2 separate regions of the Homo sapiens genome follow, and region 1 is linked to region 2. The links are chromatin loops, found by intact Hi-C in ENCODE. Cell type or tissue: IMR-90. All regions are shown on one strand. Region 1 overlaps RNF11 (ring finger protein 11). Region 2 overlaps EPS15 (epidermal growth factor receptor pathway substrate 15).

What was found. A loop is a pair of places that touch in the nucleus more often than their neighbours do. Peaks named below come from ENCODE experiments on the same cell type or tissue, not always from the same donor. Only the 100,000 strongest peaks of a DNase experiment are listed, where the experiment ranks them.
Region 1: it touches region 2 in a loop (2.1-fold over the local background); 2 of 110 quality-filtered maps call a loop at or near these places.

What each region holds. Positions count from the first base shown.
Region 1 is chr1:51,262,272-51,266,271 of GRCh38, reverse strand. The region is part of intron 1 of RNF11 (ring finger protein 11); the gene reads right to left. Among named protein-coding and RNA genes, the nearest start is that of RNF11, 28 kb to the right of the region's middle. RefSeq lists a silencer at 421-715. In IMR-90, no CTCF peak of the experiment used is centred here; a DNase peak (open chromatin) is centred at 1,631.
Region 2 is chr1:51,420,334-51,424,333 of GRCh38, reverse strand. EPS15 (epidermal growth factor receptor pathway substrate 15) reads left to right here. Exons shown (of 25, transcript NM_001981.3): 13 at 2,476-2,548. Among named protein-coding and RNA genes, the nearest start is that of TTC39A, 92 kb to the right of the region's middle. In IMR-90, no CTCF peak of the experiment used is centred here; a DNase peak (open chromatin) is centred at 2,153; H3K4me3 peaks cover 395 bases; H3K27ac peaks cover 1,024 bases.

The DNA of each region.
Region 1 (4,000 bases), 160 kb after region 2:
CACAGGAACTTCAATAGGTCCAAAACCAAACCAAATATACTTCCTTCCACATGCCTCTCAAACTCAGAATTTCTATGCCCCCTACCTAGGTTAATGAACAAAAATACATAATGGAAAGAGTACAGGCATTCCCTGGAATTTCTGCTCTGGTATTTAATTATGTATGTGGCCTTACGCAAGCTTCTTAATATCTCTGAGCATTAAGGTTCCTCATCAGCATAACAGACAAAATACCTATCTTAATAAAGGGTTGGAGGCCAGATGCAGTCATTTAGCTCTGTTATCCCAGCTACTCTGGAGGCTGCGACATGAGAATTGCTTGAACCTGGGAGGCGGAGGTTGCAGTGAGCTGAGATCACGCCACTGCACTCCAGCCTGGCCCACAGAGCTAGACTCTGTTAAAAAAAAAAAAAAAAAAGTATTGTAAGGAATAAGCAGATAAGTAAAGCACTTACCAAGATAAGGGCTTACTTAATATATGGGCTCTTCTCTAATGACACCACTAGTCACTGGAGATAGACATCTCATCCTTCCTGATTCCTCTGACTTCCTCTCTTCCCTTTTCCACTATCATCTACTTAAATGTCTTATACAGTCTTACCTAACTACCATTTCCTCGTTGTTGATTAGGAGACACATGGGCTTGCCCTGTGAGTTTAAATTTCAAGATGGAATTCACAGAGAAGCAAATTTCAAATAAATTTAAACAATCTTTTCCTTAATACTTTCTTTAGTTCTCCATATGTCTGCATGCAAAAGAGAGAAAGAGCGAGAATCCAAAGGAAATCATCTGCCTTTAAGAAAAGGAGAAAAGGAATAATTTAAAATTAAAATATGCATTGTGGAAAAATGCAGCAGCATGGAAGGGGGTAGAATAGAAATGGAAGACAGGGTTATAAAATATGCTGAAGCAGGACAGAAGATACAGTCTTTTTTTTTTTTTTTTTGGAGACAGGGTCTCACTCTGTCACCCAGGCTGGAATGCAGTGGCGCGATCTTGGCTCACTACAACCTCCACCTCCCAGGTTCAAGCAATTCTCCCACCTCAACCTCGAGTAGCTGGGAGTACAGGCACGCGCCACCACGCCCAGCTAATTTTTTTATTTTTAGTAGAGACAGGGTTTCACCATGTTGGCCAGGCTGGTCTCGAATCCTGGCCTCAAGTGATCCACCTGCCTTGGCCTCCCAAAGTGTTGGGATTACAGGTGTGATACAGGTGTGAGCCACTGCACCCGGCCAGAAGATAGGGTCAAACATCAAAAACAGCAAGGTCTGATCTGATGCGAAAAATCTCTGAAGCATTCCGGTTGTTTGTTAATATATAAATGAAGCACCTATAAAATGATGGATGTTGTCAAGAATGTATCGGGCCCTAATCTTAGGTGGTTTAAGCCAAGAAAGACACAAAACAGGTGAATGTAAAACGTGTCTGTCTGAAGGGCACTACATTAAAAGTTGGATTCAATTTAGGGAATGTGATACAATTTCAGAAACGAAAACAATGCAGTGGGGAAGTGCCTAAATAATGTGCTGAGGCTGGAAATAGCACAAGTCTGGTTTGTGGTGAAGGAAAAATAAAGTCACTGCTAAAGCATGCAGCTTGTCACCAAAAGCGGTATCTTTTCCTCCAGTAGGAAATAAGAGCCAGCTCTTCTGATCCTTCTCTTTATATCCTTACAAGCTGCTGCTGGCACCACCTTCTTCCCAGCTGCAGTCTCCTACTGGGAAATGTTTTCTCTGAATTTTGCCAGACTGACATTTAAGACCATAAAATGGAGGATTTAGAATAGTTGGTCTCAATGTATGTTCTACTTCTGATGTTCCATGAAATCTTGACCAAAACAAAAACCCCCAGATTAGCACTGATGCAGTTCCTGAACAATTACACAGAGAGATGTAAAAGCTAGCATCACATCTATCTTCCTGATAAATGTGTGTGTGTGTGTGTGTGTGTATATATATATATATATATATATATATATATTTTTTTTTTTTTTTTTTTTTTTTTTTTTGAGATAGGGTCTCATTCTGTTACCTAGGCTAGAGTGCAGTGGCACAATCTTGGCTCACTGCAGCCTTGACGACCCCCCGGGCTCAAGTGATCCTCCCACTTCAGTCTCCTGAGTAGCTGGGACTACAGGCCCATGCTACTATGCCCCGCTAATTAAAAATATACATTTTGTAGAGACAGGTTTTCACTATGTTGCCCAGGCTGGTCTAGAATTCCTGGGCTCAAGCAATCCTCCTGCCTTGGCCTTCCAAAGTGCTGGGATCCCAGGAGTGAGCAGCCAAGCCTAGCCTTAAAAAGCACATCTCAGCACTGAGGAAATACAGTATCACGATAAGGTGAAAGGCTTCCATTAACTGTAACACCTTAGAGATATAATTCACATTCTATTTCCCTATTTAAAATACACACTTCAATGGTTTCCAGTGTGTTCAGAGCTATGCAACCATCACTTATCAATTTTAGAACATTTTCATTACCCCCAAAAGAAAGTGTACTCATTAACAGTCACTCCCCCAAACTCCCCGGCCCTAGGCTACTACTAACTAATTTGCTTTTTGTCTCTATAGATTTGCCTATTCTGGGCATTTCATAGATAAGCATTATTCAGATGTGTGGGTTTCGTTCCAGACCACCCTAATAAAACTGATCACAGATCACTGTAAAAGATATAATGAAAGAGTCTGAAAGCACGAGAATTACCAAATGTAGCAGAGAAATGAAATGAGCTGCTGGGAAAATGGTGCCAAAAGAATTGTTTCATGCAGAGCTGCCACAAACCTTCAAGTTGTGTAAACACACACACACACACAACCCTGTGAAGTGCAATAAAACAAGGTATGCCTGTGTATGGAATCATACTAATATGTGGTCTTTTGTGGCTCGACTTTCACTTAGCATGTTTTCAAAGTTCACCCATGATGCAGCATTTATCAGAATTGCATTCCTTTTTATCACTGAATAGTCCACCACCATTTTGTTTAGTCACTGATGGACATGGGTTGTTTCTACTTGTTAGCTACTGTGAATAACAGTGTTATGAAAATACATGTATAAGTTTTTGTACATGTTTTCATTTTATTGGGTATATAAACCAATGAATGGAACTCTGCAAAACCTTTTGTAGAACTGCCAAACTTTTCCAAAGCACCTGCACCATCTTACAATCCCATCGAGAGCTGTATTGGTAAGTGATGGTTGTGTAACTCTGAACACACTGGAAATCAATGAAGTGTGCATTTTAAAAAGGGAAATAGAATGTTCCAGTTTCTCTACAGCATTGCTTAAACTTAATCTTTTTATTATAACCATTCAAGTGGATAAGATGTGATATCTCATTGTGATTTTGATTTGCCCTCTCTGATAGCAAATTATCTTTTTGTTATCTCCTGGACACAAGTCCCTTAGCAGACCAATGATTTACAAGTATTTTCTTCGAGAGGCTGAGGCAGGCAGATCACCTGAGGTCAGGAGTTCAAGACCAGCCTGGCCAACATGGTCAAACCTTGTCTCTACTAAAAATACAAAAAAAAAAAAAAAAAAAAAAAAGATTAGCAGGCGGTGGTAGTGCACACCTGTAATCCCAACTACTTGGGAGGCTGACGCACAAGAACTGCTTGAACCTGGGAGGTGGCATTGCAATAAGCCAAGATTGTGCTGCTGCACTCCAGTCTAGATGACAGAGGGAGACTCTGTCTCAAACAAACAAACAAACAAAAAAAAGCCCAAATATTTTCTTGCATCCTATGGGTTATCTTTTCACTTTCTTTACGTTATTTGAAGAACAAATTTTAAATTTTAATGAAATTCAACTTTGGTTACTTTTACTTTCAGTATCCTAAGAAGTTTGTCAAACCCAAGGTCATGAGCATTTGCTCCTATATCTTCTAAGAGGTTTATAAAGTTTTAGCTCTTACATTTAGGTGTATGAACCATTCTGAGTTAATTTTTGCATATAGTAAGAAAGGGGCCCAACTTCACTTAACTATGTGG
Region 2 (4,000 bases):
AATAGTTATAAAGGTTAAGAATCATTGCAAGACAACAGAATAACATTTGAGCATCTCTGAAACTGTAAACTAGGTCAAGAAAATTACTTGATTTTCAGTCTGATATACAGGACAAGTTTTCAGTCATAATTTTTTTAATAGAAAGTGATATAATTGAACATTTAATTCTTTTTAAGTTTTCTGTTTAGCAATATATGTTATACTACTTGGTTGTGCTAATAAAAGGAATATTGTAAGACCAGAATTTTATTAGATAAACATGAATCAAAAGTTAAATTTAATTGATCTTCTTACTAAGAGGAATTAATGCCTAAAGATCTCCATATTTTTTTTTTAGTTGGGAATGGTCTTCAGGATATGATTAGAGATAACACCATCCTTTCCTCCCCTTCCTCTTCCTCCCCCATAGACCCCAAATTATGAAGAGAAATTTGTAGTCCTCAAGCTTCCTCCATTTTACCCAAACATAGACTGTGTTTGCTGTTTAGAGCTGAGTCCTTTGTAATCTGTTTTGGATTTTCACCAAGTGAGCTTCCTTCCTTTGCTCTCCCATCTTTCTGCCTTGGCTACTTTGAGTCAGCTCACTGGCTTCTTGTAGCCCTGTTTTCCTGCATGCACACTTGATCTGAGCAGACACTGTCAGTGACAGCAGTTAGCAGCAGAGCAGAAAGAATTCAGTACAAATGTGTGCACTGCTGATCTGTGACACTGTAGTGTTTTCTATTTTTGTTATTATCTACTTTCAGAAACCAGGAGCTGAGTTGATACTGACCTTGTGTGGAATGCCTCTGAGGATTTGGGATGGGGGGAGGGTGCTAGATTTTCATGTGACTTATCTCTAACATGCTGCAGCAAGACTGAAAACATTCATCTGCTCACATAAGGAGGAAAGAAAATTTCCAAGATTGAGCTTGCAGAATTTGTTGGGTATTTTCAGAAATTTTTCCCCGTGTTTTTGTATTTCTTGAATTTGCTTAATTTATATAAGGGTTGGAGGTGGGGGATGGTCTTTGCATGATAAATAGGTTGAGGTATGGAAGGATCGGGCTGCAACAATGATTCTCATGGTAAGGGACTGTTTAAAATCACAACATCGCGACCCACATTGCGACCCATCTGACAAACGGTTAGTGAGCTCCTTGGCCATCTCAAATGTTTAAAAGTAACAGTGTACAAATAGCTTTATTTGTATGCTTTCTTCCATAGACATCTTAAGAACATTGTGCCTACGTATCCAAAACAGTTGATTTTTGTCTACATTTAAAATCTCACCTCAAGAAGGTGAGAAATATAAATGAAGCATGCAGTTGTCCCTTAAGTATCTGCTTTGGTATAATTTTCTCACTTTCCTTTATGCTGGAGCTAAATGGAGCCTGAGCTTACATTTTGGGTTATGTCTGAGATGGAAACTGAAATGTAGTCTTGAAGCTCGAAGGAGAAACTTGGCTATACTAATCTGGAGGACTTGTTAAATGCTGTCTTCCCTTCTCCATGTTGCCGCCTTTTACCTTTCCCTGCGACCCCAGAAATGTACTGCTGCAGAATTCTTTGAGCTTTTTCTCTCATTTTGTAGAAAAGAAAGTGAAGGGAGGTGTGTGTGTTTGTGTGTGCGTGTGCACGCATGATTTCAGTACAACTACAAATGGGCAGTTAAATTGTTACATCAAAAGTGACAGCTTTATTTTGCAATTCTGAATCTAAGGTTGCTTGGGATTCGTTCATAGCCACTCAGGCCTGATTAAAGCATATAAGAATTTAGGTAACGATGTTTCAAAGTAAAAGCGGAGCCCAGCATGTTTGATTTGAAGAGCAGAAGAGATAAATGCTGCTGTGGTTCTTTTTTTACTTTATATATACTGTTTGTATATTTGATCAATTGGATTTGATATATGGTCCTAAAATAGCTTTTTTTGAGATGTAATTTTTGATAGAGCAAATTGCCTGTGTATTAATAATCTTTCCCATTTTCTCTGTTGTTTCATTCTAAAATTGATGCACACCAGTGATTTAAGGGGAAATTAACACTTCAGTAAATGTCTTTTTCCTTAGTATTGTTGACTGTTTTTATTAGCCATTTTCATTTAATTTGACAGTGGTACCTAAGGGTTAACCTTACAGAGCTGATGCAACCCCTCCTTTTCTTTACCAGCAATTTTCATTGGACACTATTTCCATAGCAACAGTGACATCAGTGAAACCTGAGTGTTTCATTGATTATTTTTCTCCTCTTCCTTTTTTAATCTATCCTCTTTTCACCACATTTTAGTGAGAAAGCAATTTTTTTTTTACAAATGGAGCTTATATTGATTTTTATTTCATAAATAATTGAAAGAGGGTAGAAAAATCTGCCCTTCATTTAAAAATTGAATGTTTCACTATGTATTTAAAAAGCGATTCAGGATTAGGAGGATGGATAACCATACCAGCTGTAGCTGATGTTCTAAAATATTCTTGCATTGTTTGCTGGTCTTCTAGGGAAAAGAATAATGTGGAACAGGACCTTAAGGAGAAGGAAGATACTATTAAACAGAGGACAAGTGAGGTTCAGGTAAGTGACCATAAAATTTAGTGTTCCACTGCTGATTTAGGACTATTCATTTTAAATTTATATGGTTATTTACTATTTGCTGGATGTAGTATTAGGTCAAGAGAATGCCTAATGTTTATATTATATAAATGTTTATCTTTTCCAAGATGATTGTTCTTGCTTGGAATTCTGGCCTGCAAAGATTATACTGCAATGAGAAAGCAGTATTTTTCAGCATAGATTTCTAGTTTTGAAAGTATTTTTTAAATGGTACTTACCTGCATATTATATCATTAAAGGGGTAAGTTTGCATGACTTACAATGTTAATATTTTTGCACCAGTAAAATTAGAGTGAGATCATCATCTCATCATCATCATCATCATCATCATCAAAAACCAGTATGCTTTTTCATGCATGTGAGGTTTTTGTTAGCTAGGAGACCTAGTATGTTAAAGGACTGTTTCTCATAATACTTGTAGGGTGGGAGATGATACAGAACAATTTAAAGTAGCATTTTATGAGTAGCTTAGTAACCAGCATATCTTAAACTTTGGCATAAAGAGCTTTAGTTCATTTTCATTAGGTGTTGTGTTAAATTGTTTCATTTTACAAAGAGAAAGGATGACAAAAACCTCAGTTTTTGTTTGGGAAATGATAAAAATAAGGGAGTAGCAGTGTTTCTAACGTTAGAAATAGAGAAAACTGGGCAGTGCCTCACTTAGAGCAGTAAGCAATGCATGTGGCCATGTTATTGGGGTACTGTTTCCTTAGTGCTGCACCGGCACATAGAGGAGATTGGATATAGAAGCACTGGTAGCAGTTGCTAGTAAGAACTCTTGGATGGGCATTTCTTAATGTGTTGCTTGTATGTTGGATTTTCCTGCTTTTCCTAATAGTTTTAAGTAGGGAAAAACTCTAAATTGTGTTAGGCCCATTGTTTTGTTTTGATGCAGGACATTCATTAGAGATTGTCTGTCTGGTGGACTGTGCTAGGGTGGGGAGAATGATTTACTGAAGAATTGAGGAAGAAGCCAGAGAGACTTCTTGTTGGAAGTTGATTCTCTGATTGGGTGACTACATTTATTATATTTACTTGAATTTTCCTGAAGGCAGTGCAAGTTAAGAGATCATCATCAATATAATTCTCTCTCTGGCAGTGAGGTTAGGTGGGCATAAGAGGGTAAGTTATCTGAATTACATTATTTTGTGCAGTTTTTGAGCTTCTTAGGAAATGCAAAAGAGCCACACATTCTAAGCAGTTATTACTAAAAATAGTTTAAAATGGAAGATAAAATAATCTACACAAGTTTTCATAATTTGAAGAAATAGGTGTAGCTACTGATACAATTTTGGACAGCTTCTAAATTTAGCCAGTTACTGCTTTAAAGTACATAGGTTCTTGTGATAGACAGTATTTTGTTGAGTATATCTACCTGTTGGTTTTTCCCTGCTGCATTTTTTGAGGATGTGA